Linked DNA regions of Homo sapiens: regions 1, 2 and 3 are each linked to region 4. The links are chromatin loops, found by intact Hi-C in ENCODE. Cell type or tissue: ascending aorta. All regions are shown on one strand. Each heading gives the region's core, and the rest is flanking DNA. Links, peaks and the distances in the headings are about the cores only.

What was found. Hi-C counts contacts between places; a loop is a spot of excess contacts. Peaks named below come from ENCODE experiments on the same cell type or tissue, not always from the same donor. Only the 100,000 strongest peaks of a DNase experiment are listed, where the experiment ranks them.
Region 1: a loop joins it to region 4, with 7 times the contacts of the local background. A loop is called at or near these places in 86 of 110 quality-filtered maps.
Region 2: a loop joins it to region 4, with 5 times the contacts of the local background. A loop is called at or near these places in 45 of 110 quality-filtered maps.
Region 3: a loop joins it to region 4, with 2.0 times the contacts of the local background. A loop is called at or near these places in 2 of 110 quality-filtered maps.

Annotation. Positions count from the first base shown.
Region 1 is chr9:20,938,538-20,943,537 of GRCh38, reverse strand. All of the region lies in intron 28 of FOCAD (focadhesin), which reads right to left. Among named protein-coding and RNA genes, the nearest start is that of HACD4, 91 kb to the left of the region's middle. RefSeq lists a silencer at 2,169-2,218. In ascending aorta, for the core only: a CTCF peak has its summit at 2,265 (motif pointing right); a DNase peak (open chromatin) is centred at 2,297.
Region 2 is chr9:21,108,309-21,114,897 of GRCh38, reverse strand. No RefSeq gene overlaps it. Among named protein-coding and RNA genes, the nearest start is that of IFNW1, 30 kb to the left of the region's middle. In ascending aorta, for the core only: a CTCF peak has its summit at 3,750 (motif pointing right); no DNase peak of the experiment used is centred there.
Region 3 is chr9:20,435,241-20,440,240 of GRCh38, reverse strand. The region is part of intron 4 of MLLT3 (MLLT3 super elongation complex subunit); the gene reads left to right. Among named protein-coding and RNA genes, the nearest start is that of MIR4473, 27 kb to the right of the region's middle. In ascending aorta, for the core only: no CTCF peak of the experiment used is centred there; a DNase peak (open chromatin) is centred at 2,670; H3K27ac peaks cover 347 bases.
Region 4 is chr9:20,353,512-20,358,511 of GRCh38, reverse strand. MLLT3 (MLLT3 super elongation complex subunit) reads left to right here. Exons shown (of 11, transcript NM_004529.4): 9 at 3,633-3,704; 10 at 4,916-4,987. The region is part of intron 3 of LOC124902129 (a long non-coding RNA gene); the gene reads right to left. Among named protein-coding and RNA genes, the nearest start is that of MIR4473, 55 kb to the left of the region's middle. In ascending aorta, for the core only: a CTCF peak has its summit at 2,013 (motif pointing left); a DNase peak (open chromatin) is centred at 1,971; H3K4me3 peaks cover 1,028 bases; H3K27ac peaks cover 1,607 bases.

The DNA.
Region 1 (5,000 bases), core at 1-5,000, 590 kb before region 4:
GAAGGATAGACAGGCTACAGGATTTGCTCAAGGTCACACAGAGAGCATCCAGCAGAGCACGGCCAATACAAGGGGATTTTTTTTATTCCTAGCCTTCTGCCCCATCTGCCAAACCCAAAGCCCCTCTCAGTGCCCTTCATGGTGCCATGATGGAATACGTATGAGAAGGCACCGTATCTCAAGTGTGTTTTTCTAGTTTCTGTTGCATAACGATCAGCCATTCAAAAATCCTTCGTAAAGAAGCTACTACAGTAATAATCCATCATTAGTCAGGCAGAACTGCTGTTACAGCTTCGTAAACTTAACAAGCTCAATGCATTTTCAACCAGTTAAATCAACATCTAAGATCTCAATAGAACATGCTTTTGAGACTAATCACATTTACGGAAGAGGAAAGGCTACTCTTGATTAATATGAATGTAAAGCCTTTGCTATTATTTAGAATCTACAGGGAAGTTTTTTGGCTATCTTTGTATATTGATGCATATAACAATTTGACAGAATTAGACCAAAGATATAATTAGACAAAATTTGATTAATACTTAGACACATTTGACTGTTGTTCTCTCTTTGACTATTTAACTGCTACTTATGCTTAAGATTTCAAATGTTACTTCCTCAGAGACATCATCTCTCGCCCAGCAGAGAGCCTCTTTAATACTCTCCCACAGCACCCTGTGCTAATTTACTTCATACAATTTTAATTATAAACTCTGATGAAAATTATTTGGGGTATTGGTTGATTATTATCTCTTCCCTGGCCTGAAAGCTCCATAAGGGTGGGTATACCTTTTCTGTTTTTTTCCCTACCACAGTATCTGCTGCACCTAGTATACTGCTTGGCGTATACAGGCACTCAACCAGTATTTATTGAAAGCTGAAGAACTAACCAAATGAAGAATTTTAAGAGTCTAGAGTAGAGAGAAGATCTACAGAGGAAGAAGAAAAAAGCAAGGCTTGATTCTTATGTTTAGTAGTAGGCAAATTTTATAAGTAGTAAAATTCACTGAACGTATCATGCAAGATTCAACCAAGAAAATTCAGTTTCTGTTTCTTGCCAGACTAATTTCAGAAAGAGGAATATTGGGCTCATCTGGAAAACAAATTCCTCTCAAAGCTCATTCCAATAGGGTTTAACTTTCTGAATAAACAAGGAAGTATGTAAGTCTTGCTTTTCAGGCTATCCTGGGCACATAAATATCTCTATCCCCTAGATTGAAGCCCCTCTTTCATCATCTCAGGAGATAGATGTATTAAGGCTTTGAAAAACACATCTGTTTCTAGTTCACATTTACCTAAAATTTATCATAGCAATTATTACTATAACCTGAGCAACGTTATAATTCACTAGCGATTCTATTCATTGCTACAGCGGCAGTTAAGTGACTGGTGTAACATATGAATATATAACAGTGTATGTATATACATGCTATGGCATATACATCTATTGCCCCTCTGAATAGGTCCCCTCTCATTCATCTCAATTTTCCAGTATGCACCAATAATGTAGTCCTAAAACTTTATTCCTGATTTCCCTCTGATTTCTAAATCTTCTATATTTTAATGTGTTTATTCTTGTTCTAAGTCTTAAAATGTTCCCCCAGGTGCTTAGTTCAGCAATTCCACATATTTACCTCATTCTAGCTTCTCTTTGATATGTCTGCCAGCTTTGAACCAAGAATAGCTTGGGCAGAGGTAGCTTTTATAACTTTCTGTCCACTGAAAGCAAAAAGGAGTTAAGTGTTGGTGTCTCCAACAGAGGAAATAAAAACAAATTATAATATTGGGTATGAAACTGAACTTTGGAGTTGCTAACATAAATGTTCTATAAGAGTGCTAACAAATGATAAAGATAATTTGAGTTTTTAAATTCCATACACTATTATGTCATTACTTATTTGAATCTATTATCAGAGTATATTAAAATATCACCAGCAAAAGAAATCCTGAAACTTAAAAGCTAAGCAATTCTGATATTTGTGTTGCTGCATCAACTCAGATATATATTTTTTAAAATTAATCAGAGATGAATCTTCAATTCCCTAGTTTACTGTAGGCAATCCTGCAGATTAAGTACTAGGCCATCTAATAATTAGTTCTAATAACAGTTAACATTTATATAGCGCTTTGCCCTTTACAAAGCGCTATACAAATGTTATCGCATTTCTAAAAGCTCAGTAGTAATTAACCAAAGCTTGGGTCATTGATGACTGCATGACTACAGTTACGGCTGTGAGGATCACAATGGCACAATGAGCTACCACTAGATGGCAGTAAAATCTTAGTGATAGGCTCACGAACACCAGCCTGGCCAGGTGTGCGGGTTCTTTCAGCAGGGAGATGTCCATTAAATCGGGAAGCATGGTGAATTTGCTCTGGGTGAATTCTATCATTTGAGGGAGTACACTCCCGCATCTACTAACTACCTTCTAGTAAGACTTCCACTGTTTCACTTGAGGGAGGCTTGCCCTAGACTCCTGAAATCTCATTAGATAAGGGAATACTTTAAATCATGAGTCAGGCTTTCAGGTCTGGGTCTAGTTAAAAAGCAGAAGGAAGAATTAAAATATTAAAAAAAAAAGTGTGGGTGACACTTGCATGTCAGAAAAAAAATAAATACACAGTATACTGTCCAGCATCAAACTGCTTTCCTTCTATTGAAATGTGTTATCCATACTGTGTTATGTAAGAAAGAAAAATGGCTTTGAAGTCAGATGTCCCAGGTTTCTCTCTTGGCTCTGCCACTTATTAAGCATATGACCCTGAAACAAGCCTCCTATCTGAGACTCACATTCTTTATCTGTAAACCAAAGTGATGATGATTCCTACTTCAGTATCATGTTTAGGTTGTGACATGGATGTAACTCCATGAGAAACAGATGTGAAAATGCCTAGCTCAGTATGCAGCTGCTCAGTAAGTATCAGTTGAACCTGAAGCCAAAAAGAGAACTATGCTGGGTGCAGTGGCTCACATCTGTAATCCCATTACTTTGGGAGGCCAGGGTTGGGAGGATTACTCGAGGCCAGGAGTTCAACACCGGCCTAGGCAACACAGTAAGACCCTGTCTCTACAAAAAATAAAAAAATTAGTCAAGCATGGTTGCATATGCCTGTAGTACCAGCTACTTGAGGCTGAGGCAGGAGGATTGCTTGAGCCCAGGAGGTCGAACTTGCAGTAAGCCATGATTGTGGTATCACTGCACTCCAGCCTGAGCAACAGAGTGATATCCTATCTCAAAAAAAAAAAAAAAAAAGGGAGAACTGCACAAGGACTGACACCTAGAGAGCATTAGTAATGATGAAGCACTAAACTTCATTAACCGTAGAACTAAAAGTTTGGAGAGGATGGAAGAAGGACTTCTTGAAGGGCCTGAGCTTTTAATTGGGCTCTAACAGACAGGCAAGTGTCCACTAACTGGACAGGAAGTCCAGGCCTACCCGTCTCTCTCTCAATATAGTTGTTCATTAAAAAGGATAGAAAACCAAACGCAGCATGTTCTCAGTCATAGGTGGGAATTGAACAATGAGAACACTTGGACGCATGTTCTCACTCATAGGTGGGAACTGAACAATGAGAACACTTGGACACAGGGTGGGGAACATCACACACTGGGGCCTGTCGTGGGGTGGAGGGAGGGGGGAGGGATAGCATTAGGAGATACGCCTAATGTAAATGACGAGTTAATGGGTGCAGCACACCAACATGGCACATGTATACATATGCAACAAACCTGCGCGTTGTGCACATGTACCCTAGAACTTAAAGTATAATTTAAAAAAAAGAAAGAAAAAAAATAAAATAAATTTAAAAAATAAAAAATAAAAACAAAAAAAAATAAAATAAAAGAAGGTAAGAATCAACAAAGAAGGTAAGAATGAAGAAATAAGAAACTTATTAGTAACAAAAATAAATTTTAAAGTTAAATATGCTTGGACATACGAAATTTTTAAACACCTCAGTATCTGTATGGTGGGTAATTCATCCCCATGGTACTCCCCGCATTTAAACAACCTTCCTGAAAACTGATGGAGACAATGCCTGAAAGTCACTCCTGACTGTGCCACTGGCTAAAGTTGGCGGCATCTTAATCTCACATTTTTTCCCAACTTTATAACATCTTGAGCTAAGCTACAATGAACATCTTTGGGTGGTAAGAGGAGGCAGGAGGGATGGAAAGAGACATGAAAATATCTTATTCCTAGGTTGTAAAAGGCAATATAAATGCATGGATTAGGTTCAAAATCTCAACTCTTCATTGGATTCAAATAACAGCTAAATTTCCCTATTTTTCTCATTAATCATTTTCTATTTTCAAGATACTTCAACCATGCCATCAAACTCTTTCTTTACTCATATTCAAACCACACTCTTTTTTTTTTTTTTTTTGAGAAGAGAGTCTCGCTCTGTCGCCCAGGCTGGAGTGCAGTGGCACGATCTCGGCTCACTGCAAGCTCCGCCTCCCGGGTTCACACCATACTACTGCCTCAGCCTCCTGAGTAGCTGGGACTACAGGCGCCTGCAACCACGCCCTGCTAATTTTTTTTCTGTATTTTTTTTTCAATTTTTAATTTAATTTTTATTAAGGTAAAATATACATATAAAAGTACCATCTTTATCATTTTTAAGGGTACAGTTCAGTGGTAATAATACATTTATATTCTTTTTAAAAAGTAAATCAGCAAAATGACTGAGAAAAATATTTGTAATAAATATGGTAGACTAAAGTTCATGTACATAATATATAATGAATTCTTAAAAATTGGTAAGATAATCTTTTTTTAATATATCTACAATCTTTCTTTTCTTTTCTTTATTATAAGTTTTAGGGTACATGTGCACAATGTGCAGGTTAGCTACATATGTATACAGGTGCCATATTGGTGTGCTGTACCCATTAACTTGTCATTTAACATTAGGTATATCCCCTAATGCTATCCCTCCCCACTCCCCCCACCCCACAACAGGCCCCCGTGTGTGATGTTCCGCTTCCTGTGTCCAT
Region 2 (6,589 bases), core at 910-5,909, 760 kb before region 4:
ATATTTTGGTGTTCTGATGTTGAGTACATATATATTTATAATTGTTGTATTCTCTTGATGAAATTATCCCTTTAACATTATATAATGACCTTCTTGTTATAGTTTTTTTTTTACCTAAAGTCTATTTTGTCTAGTATATTTACCCCAGCTCTCTTTTGGCTATCAATTGTGTGAAATAATTTTCTCCATCCTTGCACTTTCAGCCTAGTTATGTTCTAAAGCTAAACTGAGTCGTTTGAAGGCAGCATATTGTTGAACAATTGAGCATCTTTGAAATAGTATCAATAGAAAGAGGAGTGTAGGTACCAACAAGGAAAGGTTTGGAATGTAGTAGACCATATCTTTTGTTTTCACTTCTGTAAGAACAGCTCTCCAGCCATGGCAATGGGGCCTGCCAGCTATGTTGTTACTGCCTATGGCTAACAAAACCAGTACAAGTAAATCAGAAAATTATTCTAAGAATTTGACTCAAAAAACCTAAAGCCTTAGAGTTAGAAACTAAATAATGCTAATGAGAATATTCTGAGAACGATGAGATTTACCTAGTTCTCACCTTTTCTGAGGCCTGATTGTTTAATCTTTACTTGTACTTTGTGAGATATAATAGTATTGACGCAATAATTACCTTGCAGCCTGTATTGATACAGGTTGTCATATTTTGTAAAAAGCATGTGTGTGTGTGTGTGTGTGTGTGTGCATGTGTGCATGCGTGCTCACGTGTGTGTTAGGACAGAGAGAATTAAGTCTAATAAGTGCTATATAGAAGACTTCTCATCCCCCATCATCACAGTCATCATTGTGATTGTCTGAATTCCAGTCTCCCACAATCACCCCTCTGTTTTTCAACACGGCGTGGATCAAGGTGAAAAGTATGCTTCCTAAAGTTTAAGAATATAATGTGTTTCCCACAATAGATTCACAATGGGGAGTCAGCTTATATGTTTTTGCCTTCTTGTGTGTTTAATTTTTTTAGCATACTGCCCAGTTTCCCTCACACTCTGATTCGTTTATATTTTTTAAATATTTTCTTAGTGGTTACCATGGAAGTTACAATTAACATTCTATATTTACAACAATCTAGTTTGAATTGATACCAGCTTAGATTTAACAGCGTACAAAATCTTGACTCCTATGCTGCTCTGTCTCCCCTCCGACCTCTTGTCTTTAAACATTGTTTGCCCATTCACATAGATTAGTAATTATTGTTTTATGCATTTGACTTTTAAATCATATAGGAAATAAAAAGGGGAGTACAATAATATTATTTATATTTACCTACCTTTACCAAAGTTCTTTATATGCCTTCAAGTTACTGTCTAGTGTCCTTTTATTTTAGCCTAGAAGGCTCGTTAGCATTTCTTGTAGGACAGATCTACTAATGATGGACTCAGTCAGCTTTTGTTTATCTGGAAATGTTTTTATCTCTCTTATATTTTTGAAGAATAGTTTTGCTAGACATAGAATTCTTCGGTTATTTTTCCTTTCAGAATTTTATATATGCCATCCCACTACCCTCTGGCCTCTGTGTTTTCTAATAGGAAACCTGCTGTTAATGTTATTGAGGATCCTTTGTATGTGAGAGTCACTTCTCTCCTCCGGCTTTCAAGATTTTCTCTATGTTTTTGGCTTTCAATCATTTGATTATCCTGTGTGTGATCTATTTGTCTTTATTCTACTTGAAGTGTGTTGAGGTTTTTTGATGTGTAGACTCATATCTTTCACCAAACTTGCTAAATTTGGGGCCACACTTCTTCAAATATTTTTGCTGCCCCTTTTCTCTCTCTTTTCCTCCTGTAGTTCTCATTATATATATATGTTAGTATGCTTGATGGTGTTCCACAAGTCCTCTAAACTCTATATATTTTCCTTCATTCATTTTTTTGCTCTGTGGTCCTCAGCTGCATAATTTCAATTGATCTGTCTTCAAGCTCATTGAGTCTTCTGTCTACTCAAATCTTCTGTTAGACCCTTCAAGTGAAGTTTTCTTTTTCAATTTTTGTACGTTTTAGCTAGCAAATTTCTATTCAGTTCCTCTGTATAATTTCTTTCTCTTTATTGGTATTCTTTGATCTGATGTTGTTCTCCTGTATTCCTCTAATTAATTAGAAATGGCTTCCTTTAGGTGTTTGAACTTATTTAATACAGCTGGTTTAAGTTTTTGTCTAATAAATTTAATATCTGGGCTTTTGGGGGAAGTTTCTATTCATGACTTTTCCACCTGTGTATAAGACATAGTTTCTTTGCATTCTTATATTTTTTTGTTGAAAAGTGGACATTTTAATAATAAACTGCAGCAACTGTATAAATTAGTTCCCCATCCCCCAAGAGGTTGTTGTTGCTGCTTGTTGTGGGTTGTTATTTGTTTACTTGCTGTCTTTTCTGCACTAATTCTGTAAAGTCTGTATTCGTTAGCACATGTGCCCACTGAAGTCTCTAATCAGTTAGCTTAGTGGCCAGCTAATGACTGAACAGAGATTTCCTTAAGTATCTGGAACAAATAAATCTCTCAGTTTTAGCCAAGAAGCTCTGTGTGCATGTTGAAGTGCATGTTTAATACTTAGCCAGGCAGTTTTCAACCCTGCCTTGGCCTTCAGTTTCTGCTTATGATAAAAGTCAGCCAGAAGTGAAAGACTGGGTCTTTCCTGAACATGTGCACAAACTTACACATGTACAATGCCCTTCTAGATTCCCAAAAGTATGCTAGAATTTGTCAAAGCCCTTATAGACATCTCATCTCTGTTTTTCCTTTTAAGATTTTCAGTTGGTCATTATTTACTACAACCGTAATTAATCACCTCAGGTAGCAACTATATCAAAACACTGGCCTGTAAATGTCTTTAGTCAACACTCCTCAGGGAGAGTCTTTTAGCTTTGAGTGAGCTCCCAGACAGCTTAAATAAAGATAAGTCTTTCTACTAGGGTATTTCGAAGTCAAATAATGACAATCTTTAGGAATGAAGCTATGAAGGCACTCCAGATTTTTTCTATTCCCAGTGGTACCAGGAAGGAAGCCCATTGCTTTTTAAGGCTACCACTGAACTTGATAATGGGTGATGGGATTAATTCAAGTTAATATGCCACAAATCTGGCTATACTTACACTTACAGCTGTTTTCCTCAAATAAATGCTCCTGGGTTGTTGCATGCCTTGGGATAACTCATAATATTGTAAAAAGATTTATTCTGACAAATTTTGCTCATTTTTTCTTTACTTTTATGAAGGGGCAAATTTTTTAGAGATTTTTACTCTGCCATTGTTTCTCATGGCACCACTTTCTACCCATTTTTAAAAGCATCTGAGAAAACGAACCCCTAGAAACAAAATTGGGCCCTCCTGGAACATTAATTTGAACATAATGTCAGGGTTTAACAACCCTGAGGTTCAATTTTTTGTTTCATTGAAAACACAACACAAACAAAAATATAGCCTTGTTGTTCTGATTAGTGTCCTGTGTGAATGTATGTTCCCTTTTCTTTTTTAAATTACTTAACAAAAATGGGAAATAACAAGATTATCTTGGGAGTAAAAAAGAATACAGTGATCGAAAAACAAATTTCACATTTCTGGGATCACTATTATGAATTAGAGGTTTTGTGTGGGCTTCATTTATGCATTTGTTTCTTTGTTTTTACTTAGGCAGCACATCAAACTGTCCTTTCTTTACATTCTAATTTCCTGAATTATTCCCAGCTAATGACCATGGTAAAGTTATCAGTATGTCGTCTCTAAGCCAGTATTTGACGTATAGCCAGTAGATGGCAGTATAACATCAAGCGTACATACCTGGTTAAGAGTGACAGCACTAGTCAAAGCAACACTCCAAAGCTGAGGGTCTAGAGCACAGAAAAAGAGTTCCCTAAAATCTTTATTCTTCCATTGTTTTAGTTTGATCCTGTCCAACATTGGATCAGGATCACCAAAGAAAGGCCATTAAAAACCTACAGAAATAGATGGAAAGCATGGTGTAATGAGGGAACCCCTGGTGCTTATGTGCTACACTCAGACCCAAGAGAATTCATCTGCCTTCTTGGTAAAAGGTTGGGGTAGAGACATAGTAAAGGAAGAGTCTACATGGTGCTCAGGTAAAAGTTTCAGTTGTTTATTTCATTATAAATGTACCTTGCTACAGTTTCAAATATGTCTTGAAAAACACTTCAGAAGCTATAACAATCAATGATGGCAACAGTATTACCACTATTTTAAAAAGTTTTCAATTCCAGGATGAGAACTGTCTTCAGAGCCAGTTTGCAGGCTAGACAAGAATATCAAACTCATCACTTTATATTGATAGCATGTTTCTTCTTAAAATGAAAATTGTTTAAGTTGATCACTGTTCTATTGATTACATGACTCCTGAAACATGCAGGAATATATTTGGAATATGTGACGCTAATCTAGCTTATTGCATCCAAATGCATTCCTTCTAAGAGCATTTAAATTAATATGCTTTTATTTCCTAAAATCAGGAATGAATTTCTCTTCATCAACTTCGTGGAACTTCCCATATATTTATTTATGAACATAAATTCACATGCATACGGATCTACTTATCTCCTATCTCTTATACATACTATGTTGACCAAAAGCAACAGTATCAGTAAGAGCTGGCAGTAAATAATAAAATCAGTTAAAAGTTCTGAAATACTTTTAAAATGTTATTTTAAAGTACTATGCAATTTTTAGTTCAAAAATAAGAGAAAATTTAAATTTCTTTTAAAAATATATTGTCTGAAATTAATAATAATTAAATAATTGAAGGAAGTATAAATGTTAAAAACATATAAAAGTAATGCAAGAAGTAAAGCATAAAGCAATAAAGTGAAGAACCAAACACATAATAGTTAAGATAATAAATATAAGCTGCTTAGAGTTCCCTATTAAAAGAAAAAAGTCTTGATTGGCTTAAAACCAAACCCCGTTATTACTCTACATATGAGAAAAGCCTAAAATTAAAAATACTAAAACAGTAAAAGAAGAAGATGGGCAAGAAAGAGAAAAGCAATACAACAAAGGAAAAATAGAGGTGGCAATATTAATATCAATGAGATATTGATTAATATAAATATTGATACTTGTGGGAATTCAATGAACATTTGAGAAAGAGTATCAATATACATAGGAAACAAATAGGATTTATAACCAAATTATAAAAGACATAGAACTGAAATTTAATATACAATATACAGAAAAAAGTTAGCAAATATAGAGAAACAAACAAAAATGTCATTTTAATATTGACATTTTTAGCATTGTGATTTAAAATATAGCATAGAAAAATAACAAGAATAATTTCAAATATAATTGAAAAAGATACATTATTGGCTAAGATTCTGGGGCACTAAGTTACAACTTAGAATAAAAAATATATTTTTCATATATTTATAAATCATTCACAAAAATTACCCTGTATTAGATTACAGAAAACTATCAAATTCCTCCAGAGAAAAAACACTCTAAGTTGTATAATTAGATCACAATGCCTGGAATTATTCTTTTTAAAATGATTTTTAAAGCGAACATTTAGATATTTAAAATCATACTGACACATTCAGTTAAGTCAGGAAGAAAAAGTAAAATAAGTAGTTTAGTTAGTAATGGAATTAAAGCACTATTCTTAAAATATATTGAAGCAAAGCTACATACAGAGGTAAACATTCATCAAACATAGGAATTAAAAAGAGGTTAGCCTCACTCCTTAAAGTCAATGAAAAGATGTTCAAAATCCACTAATATAAATAATAAAAGCTAATGTTTATTGAATGTTCACACTGCAACAAGGACTGTGCTAAGCACTTTACAGGAAGCACTTTAAATCCTCACCAATCCTATCAAGCTCTTAAACAATGTCTTATTCTCCACAGCCTGCCAGTAAGTAATAATGACTCTCATTTATTGAGCACCTACTCTGTACAAGAATATCTATTATATAGCAGAACTATGATTCAAAGCTAACTTATCTTCCCCAGTTCCATATATTTTCCACTGTGACAACATTTAAAATCACATTAATAAATTAATTAATCATTATTAAGAAGTGTATCTTAGAAATGGAAGGAAGACTTGATGCTATAATGCATCATGTAACATTTCAGAGTTGGATAAGTGGTAGTTCCATAAGGATTAGTTGTAATGTGGAATTTAAACCAAAAAAAAATGAGTTTTCAAATTATGTTACATAGAAGTTTATGAATAAGCCATACACTGAATGGATCTCTTTTGCCCATGCTAAATTTTATAATATATGAATTCGTTATTTAGGAAATATTGGTTCACTGAGTTTTGCGGATGTTACAAATGTGTATTTAAATTTCAATCTATATTATCGAACGATTCAATGGCCTATATCACCACTATTATCACCACAAAAGTTTGAAGAATAAGGAAGTTATCAACCTCGTAATGACGGATACAAATTTTTCCAAAATTCCAATTTTCTACTAAGATCTCAAATGTTATCACTGGTGACAAATACTGGTGATTGTTGCCCTTGAAGTGACAGGTTCACTTGATAAATATTTTGAAAAACTGTCAAATGCCCAAGTCTCAATAACTACTGTTTGTCTGTCTGTCATTCTTTCCACTAAAAATG
Region 3 (5,000 bases), core at 1-5,000, 82 kb before region 4:
ATCTGAAGGCACAAATTCAATTGTAGGATCTGCTGCTAATTTACCTTGGGCTTAGGTTTGTATAAATCTAAAATAAGCATAATATCTCCTTTCTCCCATTTGAGATTATTAAATGCTATCTGGTACATAGTTAAGTAGTCAGCAGATAATTAGTTTATTTATTGACATGACTTTTTTTCTGCAGATTTATTATATTTTTGGTTAAACCATAATTTTCTGTTATCTGGAATGGTGAAAGTAAAAGGTTTCCATTACAAGGATTTGACATAATAATAATGTTCTACCAGAAAGAACATATTTTAGTTTCAAGAAGGAATCTAACATTTTCCCTGATTTTGAAATAAGTATGTGTTAATTTTAGAAAGTGTGGACATCTAGAAAAGCAAAAAAGAAGAAAATAAGTCATTGTAATCTTTCTGGTGACTATAACCTCTGTCAGTATTTCACATTATATTTTTATGTAGATGAGATCCCACTGAAAATCTATATTTTGCATTTAATATATTAAACATAACGCATAGATTTTAAACATATATGACTTTATTCTATGTCCTCACACTTCAGAGGATTGATATAAACTTTCTGGTTGTTGAGAACTTACCATTAATGTGTTCTATTGCTTTCTTTCTCCGCCATCCCCCCACTCCCCTTCCTGGTGCTCTGCTTCTCAAAATTAAACTTACTGGCTTAAGACCCAGAAATTTTAACATTGAGAACAAAAGAACTGTTTTGCACAAATTTGAAATTTTCTCTTCATGGTTTTGACAATACAGAAGTATGATGTACTAGCTTTTTTTTTTTTTTTTCCTGATGACTGTTTAGTCCATAGATCAGTTATTTGGAAAGATCTGTAAATATTTTGTTTCTGTTTTTGTTTTTGTTTTTGAGATGGAGTCTTGCTCTGTCACCCAAGCTGGAATATAGTGGTGCCATCGCGGATAACTGCAGCCTCTGCCTCCTGGGTTCAAGGGATTCTCCTGCCTCAGTCTCCTGAGTAGCTGGGACTACAGATGTACGCCACCACGTCCAGCTGATTTTTGTATTTTTTTGGTAGAGTCGGGGTTTCACCGTGTTGGTCAGGTTGGTCTTGAACTCCTGACCTCAAATGATCTGCCCACCTCAGCTCCGAAAGTGCTGGGATTACAGATGTGAGCCACCGCACCTGGCCTAAGATTTGTAATTTAATATAGATTATTGCAGGTGTAGATTTTGCAGCTTGTCTTTGCAAATATGATTCACACCTTCCCTTTCACTATAGGGTACATTGTGGGCCTGTGGGTAGTGTGAAATGGTAAAATAATGGACAGATTGAGTGAGATAAGGATCCCTATTCATGAAACAAACTGGTCCAATCAACTACAGTTAGAGTAAAATGAAGTAAAATAAAAATTTAGTTGGCCTTACAAATATCAGCCTTTACATGAACTTGTGGTGACTTAAGATAGGAATTTATATGGGTAATATAGACAGAAGTCCATGCGTATGGTGACCATTGTGTCTTTGGGCAAATTAAAAATAAATGTCATGCTTATAATCCCAGCATTTTGGGAGACTGGGGCAGGAGGATCACTTGAGGCCAGGAGTTTGAGACCAACCTGGGCCACAGAGTGAGACCTGTCTCTACAAAAAATAAAATAAAGTAAAATAAAATAAAATTAGCTTGGTGTAGTGACAAACCTCTATAGTCCTAGCTGCTCAGGAGGCTGAAGTAGGAGGATCGCTTGAGCCCAGGAATTTGAGGCTCCAGTGAGTTATAATTTCTGTTACTGCACTACAGCCCCAGCCTTGGTGACAGAGCAAGACCCTGTCTCTAAATAAATAAGTAAAGTGCTGCTACCTCTCCCCACTCTATAACACCCCAGCCCAAGGAGCATGGCATGGCTAGCATAGTGTAGCTGAATTTCAGCTAATCCTCATCCCATTGGCCACACTTCCTATGCAGGGTACCATCTGGACAACCATTTGCAGTGGCACTATTTATAGGTTCATAAAAAAGGTGATTTTGATGTTAAAGCTATCTTGTTTGATATAGTCTAGACAGAGTTATCTGGAGAAATAATAAATACATCTTTCTTGAAAATTTGTTATCAGAGTGTTCTGGTTTTGAATAGTCATGTTCTTTCAAAGGTTTAGCTTGACCTCTCATTCTGCCACTCTGCTTTGTGCTTTTAGCTTATAACACTATTGTCCAGCATTCATAGATATCTATAAAGGTCTGGTTTAAGCATAGGGAGCAAAAACTTTTGATAAGACTGTTTTGCTAAACCAGGGGTTTCAAATGCCAGTGACTATGAGACCAAGCTAATCCTTTGAAAGAACATGGCTACAAAAACTAGAGGACCAGCTGAATAATGTAGCCCTTGCTGTAGGGAATTTCACACAAAAGATAGTTATTTATTGTTTTTTTAAAGTAAAGATTAAGTGAAGTGGAATTTTCCTTTCTGATGATTTTGAGCTCTGAATACTTTGGCAAAGAGATCATCAGTGAGCTCTAAATCAGGAATATTCTAGATCAGCATTAATAAAAATACCTTCTACTATGTTCCAGTTTTAAGATGTACTTTATCTGATTTGGCTCTTCATATGGGTCTCAGGGCCAGGGCTAGAACTACTTCTAGTTGAGTCATTTCTCTTACGTCCCCTTTGTATTTTTTCTTCCTAGATTTCTGTTCCTACTCTTGAGAGAAGGGATTGGCTTCTTTCGTCCACTACACCCTCTCCCAGGGTCAGGTTTCTTGAGCTTCTTTACTTCTCTATACACACCAACCCCTGGGATCATTTTATCTGAAATCTCTTCTTTTTTATTTTTTTCTGGAAGATATTTTTGTGGCTTATATACGTACACTTAATTTTGGCTTCAGTTTATTTTTCTTTTTTAATTAAAAAAAGCTGTAATTAAACCTTTATTCTGATTTACCTTTTTAAAATGAAAATAGCTTGACATCAGATGTATGTGCCTCTGTACTGCAGAGCAACATAGAATGTGAATGTCTCACAGGTCTTAGGTTAAACTACTTTGGATTGATCAGCCTTAAAGATAATAGTGACACCTATAGAAATTGAGATGTGTAGTAACTTTCTCACTGCTCAATTTTCTGCATACTGATCTTGATTTTTTTTTAATGCAATGGATACAGCATAACAGTTAGAAAGGCAGACTCATAGCACAGCCCTTTTTTTCAAATGCTGGTATTGGTGCTTAGTAGCTGTGTGTCTTTGGGCACATTACTAATCTCTATCAGTCTGTTTGCTCATTTGTAAAATGAGGTGTTGGTACCATCTACCAGGATATAGTAGTTGTGAGGATGACTTGAGATAATGCATGAGAAATGATTAGCACAGTGACTGCTGTTTAGGAAAAACCCATGAACACTTTCATTATTTTTAATACATTTAGATTCTGGGCATGTGGATCAGGGTGTATTTTTATGGCTATAAAATGAGTAAATCATACAGTTTTGTAGCTGATGAAATTCTTTGATATAATAGGTCAAGGTCACCATTTTACAGATGAGTAAACTAAGGCATCAAATACTGAAATCAGTCAAGCAAGAGATAGCTGAGTCAGGGTTTTTGTTCATTGTTCTTGCATATTCTTTCTACGGTTACACATAGTGATATTAGCTTTCTTTTTGGAAATGCAATGAAAAGAAGACAAAGAATTAAAAAATAAAAATCCCCAGGGCCACTTCTCTTAGTTGCATTAGGACCAATGGAGCAATCTTGCATGAGTCTCCTTTCTGAAGACAACTTGGGTAAACTGCCAGTGAAGCAGTTCACTGGTTGGCAGCAACGGACTTCATATTTTTGTTTATTGCTTTGTAGACTAAAGTTTCCTGTATTTCTCTTGCTTCTGAAAATACAATTTATGTGGAGAATATGATAATTAGAAATCCCTTTCCCCTAAACTTTTTAAAGCCAGCATCAACCTATCTGTGGGGATTGGTTAAGTTTGCATTTTCTGTAAGTTAAGAGGCAATCATAATTTTTGGAGTTTTTCTTTTACTCAGTTGAACAGCAAGGTTATGCATGACTTTATATGTGGTCTAAAAATGGTTAATGCAACATTAATCAGCATATGAAAAAGCCTATCATAAAGTCAAGAAATAACTGTAATCTACCAGGGTTTTGAAAGTAGAGATACAAGTAAGCCATGGGGTATTGTGATTCTTTGAGTGCTTAGATATTAAAAGATTTTCCGCTCAGGGTAGGAAAGTAGGATGGTAGTACCCTTTAATAGAATTAGTTTACCGTGGCTGACTTTGCTACCTTTTCTCTGGGGGAGCTACTTTGGCCTCTTTATAGTCATATTCCACTACCCCGCCATGCGTGTACAGTCCTTAGCATTTATGATCTAAAAATGGTTGAGAATATTTGAATCTAGGACCGATAAGACAGGCTCAGGAAATCCAAGATGCTTTTCAAGTCCTGGAAGACTTCTGGCAGAAGATTTTTATTCTTTTGTTTCTGCTTCATAGATTGAAGTTCCCTATACAAAACTAATTTCTTTTGCTTCTGAAAATCAAGTTCGAGAGGACCTTCCTAAGTCTTCCCGTACTCCTTTTTCCTTCAGATACCATCCTTACACCTCCCACTTTCTGCCTACATAGCTCGGAGTGTATAAATAAACAAAAATAAAAATGTCCTTCCAAGAGGCATTTTTTAGCTTAGTGCTTGCCTTATCTGGAGGACATATAAATACTTTTCATTTTGAAGTATTTGAGTACCTACTGTGGGCCACACTTAATGCCAGATTTTGGGTATATAGTGAAAGATCACTGAGTTGTTTTGCTTTCTATCAAGCCTTAACCCTTGGTCAACTTTTAAGGGATAATAAATTCTCATCTTTTAATAGGATTGGAATAATCTACCTCAGTTTCTTCTTTTTTTTAAAAAACACTGGGTGTGGTGGTGAGCACCTGTAGTCCCAGCTACTAAGGAGGCTGAGGCAGGAGGATTGCTGGAGCCCAGGAGTTCGAGTCTAGCCTGGGTAACATACT
Region 4 (5,000 bases), core at 1-5,000:
TATCGTCTATCTGGAGAGGGTAAAAGTTACCTTATCTGATTAAGTAGCATACTCCTGGTTCCTTGGCGTGTTTATTTGGCAAGTGTTGCTTCACACATGTGAATCATCAGTCTGCCAATAATACTGTATTATGTGTCACTTTCTCCATGCACTTGTAAGCATGGTAAGAAAGTCCGTATGCTTCCACTTTTAGCTAGTCTGGGTTAGGAAATATATATACCACAGGAGGGCTTACCTTCTTAGAGCTATGTCTTGGAGCCGAGAGGACAAGTAAAGGTTTCTTAAACCTTGTTTAGTATTGGTTTCCTAGCCCCTCAAATCACTTGCACTGGGGTCAGGTGTGATGCTATCCCTTTAAGTCAAGCTTCTGGGACTTAAAAAAAATTACTAGTATATCTTAATTCTCTATGTTGATGGTATAAGAGAGTAAAAATTTCTTAAAAATCTAAAAGTCAACTAAATTTCACTCTGGAATGACTTTTTAGTCGTATTTGAATGTGTGTGTGTGTGTGTGTGTGTGTGTGTGTGTGCGCAGGAGGGAGGGAGAAAAGTAGGGGGAGAGAGACAGGGATAGAGAAAGAGTATGAATCTGAATTTTCACGATTAATAAAGAGTTGAGAACATACTTGGAAGGACTAACTCCGAAATGGGAACACTCTTGAGTTTCCTCCTTCCATACTCCTTGCCTGTTCTCTCTCTATGAATTGATAATGATCTCTGAGTTTGATAAAGCACCAGGCAAAGCTGAAATGTCCATTGCCTTTTCTCAAATCTTCCAGGGACTAGAGAAGAGGGGAAGTACTAATGGAGTCAAATATTTTCATACTGAATAAAAGTGAACATAGAGTCACACGTCAACCAAGCAAGTAATTAACCTGAGTACTGTTGGGAGCTACTGTCATTAGTATGAAAGATCTATCAGTAGAGAATCCATCTGTGAATAACTGAGTTGTCATTCTTCATAAAGTGATACAGAAAAATATAATCTTGAACGTTTGTCAAGACATTTTCTCAGATTAAAGACAAAAGTGCTACTAAACCACAATTCTTCTATTTTCAGAGACTGCTGTATCTATAAATGGAGTAGCTAGGCAGTCTAGGTAGCTCTGCTTCTCTCAGTACAATTTAATAGGTAATAATAAAGAGTGTTGCGTCATTTCAACCAGAGATGGTTTTTTCACTCCAAACCTCCCTTATGTGAATTTCAAACAAAAACAAAATACCACATCTTTTTTAGCCAGAAGCTTGGCAGGGAGGGAGGGGAGAAAGGACTTGAAGGAAGGAAGTGATCCATTGGACCCGGGTTAATATTCAGAATATCATAAATCACCTATCAGCCTGCAAGGCATGTTGAATGAAATTAAAAAGAGTCTATCCAGTTAAACTGGTTTAAAATAAGCCTGTGGAAGACAAGGTGTTGTACTTTTTTATTCTGGAGTTGTTTCCCTAAAGATAAGAAATGATCATAAATAAAACAATTGTCTTCAGCAGGGCTCAGCTCTCTCAGAATGAGGTTTTGACAAAGCTGTTTATTTTGGAGCAGGGAGAGATCAAAGAAGGAAGATTAACTGAGCCCTCTCTGGGCAGCCACTCAGTAACTTGAGGCGGGTCACTGACACCCGGAGCTTTTGTTCCTGCCACTGCAACTTCAGAAGAAAGAAACTAGGATTTCAATGTATTTTGGCCTTCTGTGCTGTAGCACTTACGGAATGTGTGGGGTGGGACTTCAGCGTCCAAATGTTCTATTTTCTGCTTTGAAGAAAAGGTGGCAGAACTCTCTAAACCTAGTTAGCAAAGTTCTATTGCAAATACAGCGTCCTCAAGTCACTTCAACACCCAGAGTACAGGAGTTGGAGGAGGGGATCGTGGGAGGCAGCGGGATATGATGGGAACAAAATTCAGTTCTGTAATGCACAAGTCAAGCAGGCAGGCACTTTTTTTTTCTTTTTTTCTTGCCTGAAATCTCAGCGGATTGTCTCTGCATGCCCAGCCCAGTATCTGAGTTGGCGAGGAGTGCCATCTACTGACCTACTTGCTCCTAGGTCTCAGCGCTGATTTTTCCCTTGAGATCTCACTTTCAACAACAATGGAGGAGGAAATTCTGAATGTAGTGGAGTATTTGGTTTCCTTTACAGTGGAGCATGTTAAAAACGATTGCCTTGCCTCTGTTAATACGTAATTTCCTTGTGTTGCCAAAAGTATTGTATTTTAAGTTAGCCTGGTCAAATTAGTCATTTGGTTATCTTCATATTAAAAATGATGAAAAAAAGCATGATTGTCAGGAAAGACTGTTAAAAGGACACTTTTTACTCGTGCATTATTCTCAATTAAAATAAAAATATGCCCCTTCAGGAGTATTCGGTCTTTTCCAGGATGTCATGTTCCTATCCTCATCCAGTAAAATGTTTATTAGTAATAAAAAATGTTAAAGCTGAATGGGAATCTGGGTCTTATCTTGTTCATCTCTCCCATTTCATCCTTTGCGGTCCAAAAATATTAAATAATAAGGCTGGGACTTGAACTTGGGCTTCTGAGCCTAATCAGTGCTCTTGCCACTACAGATTAAAAGTGGACTCATTCTTAAAATCTTTATGTTACGGAATGTGGTAAACTTGTGGACAGAAGTGTTACTAAGTTAGGGCACAGAATGGGTAAAGAGAACAGTAGGAATATAAAACCTCTTAAGATAAATTAGGTCCTTTATTTGGCATTTTCCTCCTTTAATATTAGTCTCCAGTTATAACAACTCACTTCATAATGAGTTATAATGAAAAAGACAAATTACTTTGCTTTTTGTGTTTATACACATGTGTAAGCACTCATCATTTATAAATTTAGTGGTTTCAAGCTTTTTCAAGTGAGGACCATTTAAAAATACTTCCCTTTTAATCCTCAGTTTTGAAGATGCTGTCAAAGAAATCAGCTGCATTTATTAAATAATAATTTGCTTCTCCTTTTTATTAAGTAGAAACATAGCTTCCCACCAAAGCTTCTATACAGTATGTAAAGCTATTCATAACTTAAGTTGTAATCAGTCCAGATAAAAGGAAAAGCACTTGGCGTTTTACCAAGGGTAAACACATCATTTCTTAAAACACAGAAGATAGTCGGCCATCTTCATTTCCAAAGCTGTATCAGTTTTGTGCATATGAGTAATTTTAGAATGTGAAAGTTAGGTACTAAAAAGGGCATTTGAGTATTTGTTTTTATCATCCCTAGCATACTGAACACTAGTAGTCATGCTGAAACAGCAGAATGAATAGGAAAAAAATTCTTGCCAGAGGGAACTATAATCTCTGTATAACTCAGCTGCTATACATATGGTGAGAGTGTTGTCGCAAAAGAGAAGCAGCCTTGGAAGCTTAGATCAATTTCCTTATCATCAACTGTGTTGTTTTTTTTTTTTTTTTTTTTTTAGTTCTACTTTTCTGACTCAGCATTTCAGATCTAAGTAATTCATTTTCCAAGGAAAATAAGATTAGAGAGAAGAAGGAAAATGTATAGAAAAGAAATGCTATTTGGAAAGCAAATGTTACTGTACATTTCATTCAGTGGATGCCTTTGTTTAGGTGGCTGGTTAGCTAAGAGATGCTTGAAATAAAATTTAACACAGCGTTCTCTTTGATCCCTAGATTCTTGAAGTGAAAAGTCCAATAAAGCAAAGCAAATCAGATAAGCAAATAAAGAATGGTGAATGTGACAAGGTAGGTTTCTAGTCTGTTACTAGGAGGGCTCCAACACTGACAAGCCTTCCGTTTCTTTGTGTTGCCCTTGATCATCCTTGCTGGTTCTCCTTTCATTTTCTTCATCAAAGTGTCCAAGATGCCCAAATGATGAGTATTTCATCCCAGTGCTTTGTAGTTTGTTTTCCATGTGTTGTTTATATCTTCAGTATTAAGCTTGGCCTTATGCTGTCATTTGCCATGATGCCTACGTTGCCAAGGGATTTCAGGCACATTGAATTGGGAATTAAGAGAATTGTGGTAGAGATAGAATATTAAGGAATCTCAGATGTAGATGAGCAAGACATCTGATGCTAGTGCAGTGTGCTTTCCCAGAGTGTGCGTCATGCTTCTGAAACCTGACTACAACACCTGGTGGGGTTAAGTTGCCTGGTTTGGGCAGAGCCCTAACCTTGCTCTGTAGGGCCAGGGCAGACCTCTGTAATGTTTCACAAATCTTTCATTTGCCTTTATCGCAAATGGTGCTGGGGGCACCCATGCAGTTACACTAACAAAGACTCGTGAGTCTGAGCATATGGAAAGAGAGGTACCCCCTCTCCCCTTTCAGGGGAGCTCTTCACAAATCAGATGATAATTAGATAGTGATCCCTGTTTTTCGTAATACATTCTTCTGTTCTTCTGTCACTTGCTGGCATTGCTTACTAGCAATGTTTGGTATGACCAGGAAGCCTTTTTAAAACAAAAACAAAACAAACAGGAAAAACCCCACAAAATTCCCCTGACTTAATTGGTAATGTACATTCTTGTTTCCATGTTCAAACTTAGAATTTTTTTCTCTTAGAAACCTTCTGAGATTCAAGAATGAAAAAAAAATGAAAGTAGCCTTTGTTAATATGTTTAAACTCACAATTTAGCATTTAATTTCCCTACCTTTTGTAGAGATATTGTTGGAGGAAAGTGAGTCTACTGACTTGAATCTTCATAAGAGCAATTAAGTCCAAGAATTCACTCCAACTCCCTTTTTGAAGTTGGTGTGATAAAGGTAATGACTGGTCCAAGACAGGCTTGTTCTGCAGAGGCCTTTGGGCACTGAGTGCACACAGCCTGGGCTAGAGTGGTGTAATGAGAAACCTCCAGCTGCTGCTGCCTGTGTGTTCTTACTTACATATTCATTTATTTTTGAACTACTACTTAAAGTGCTTGTCCTTTTCGGGGACATTCTTCTCTTTCAGGCATACCTAGATGAACTGGTAGAGCTTCACAGAAGGTTAATGACATTGAGAGAAAGACACATTCTGCAGCAGGTGAGAAATGCTT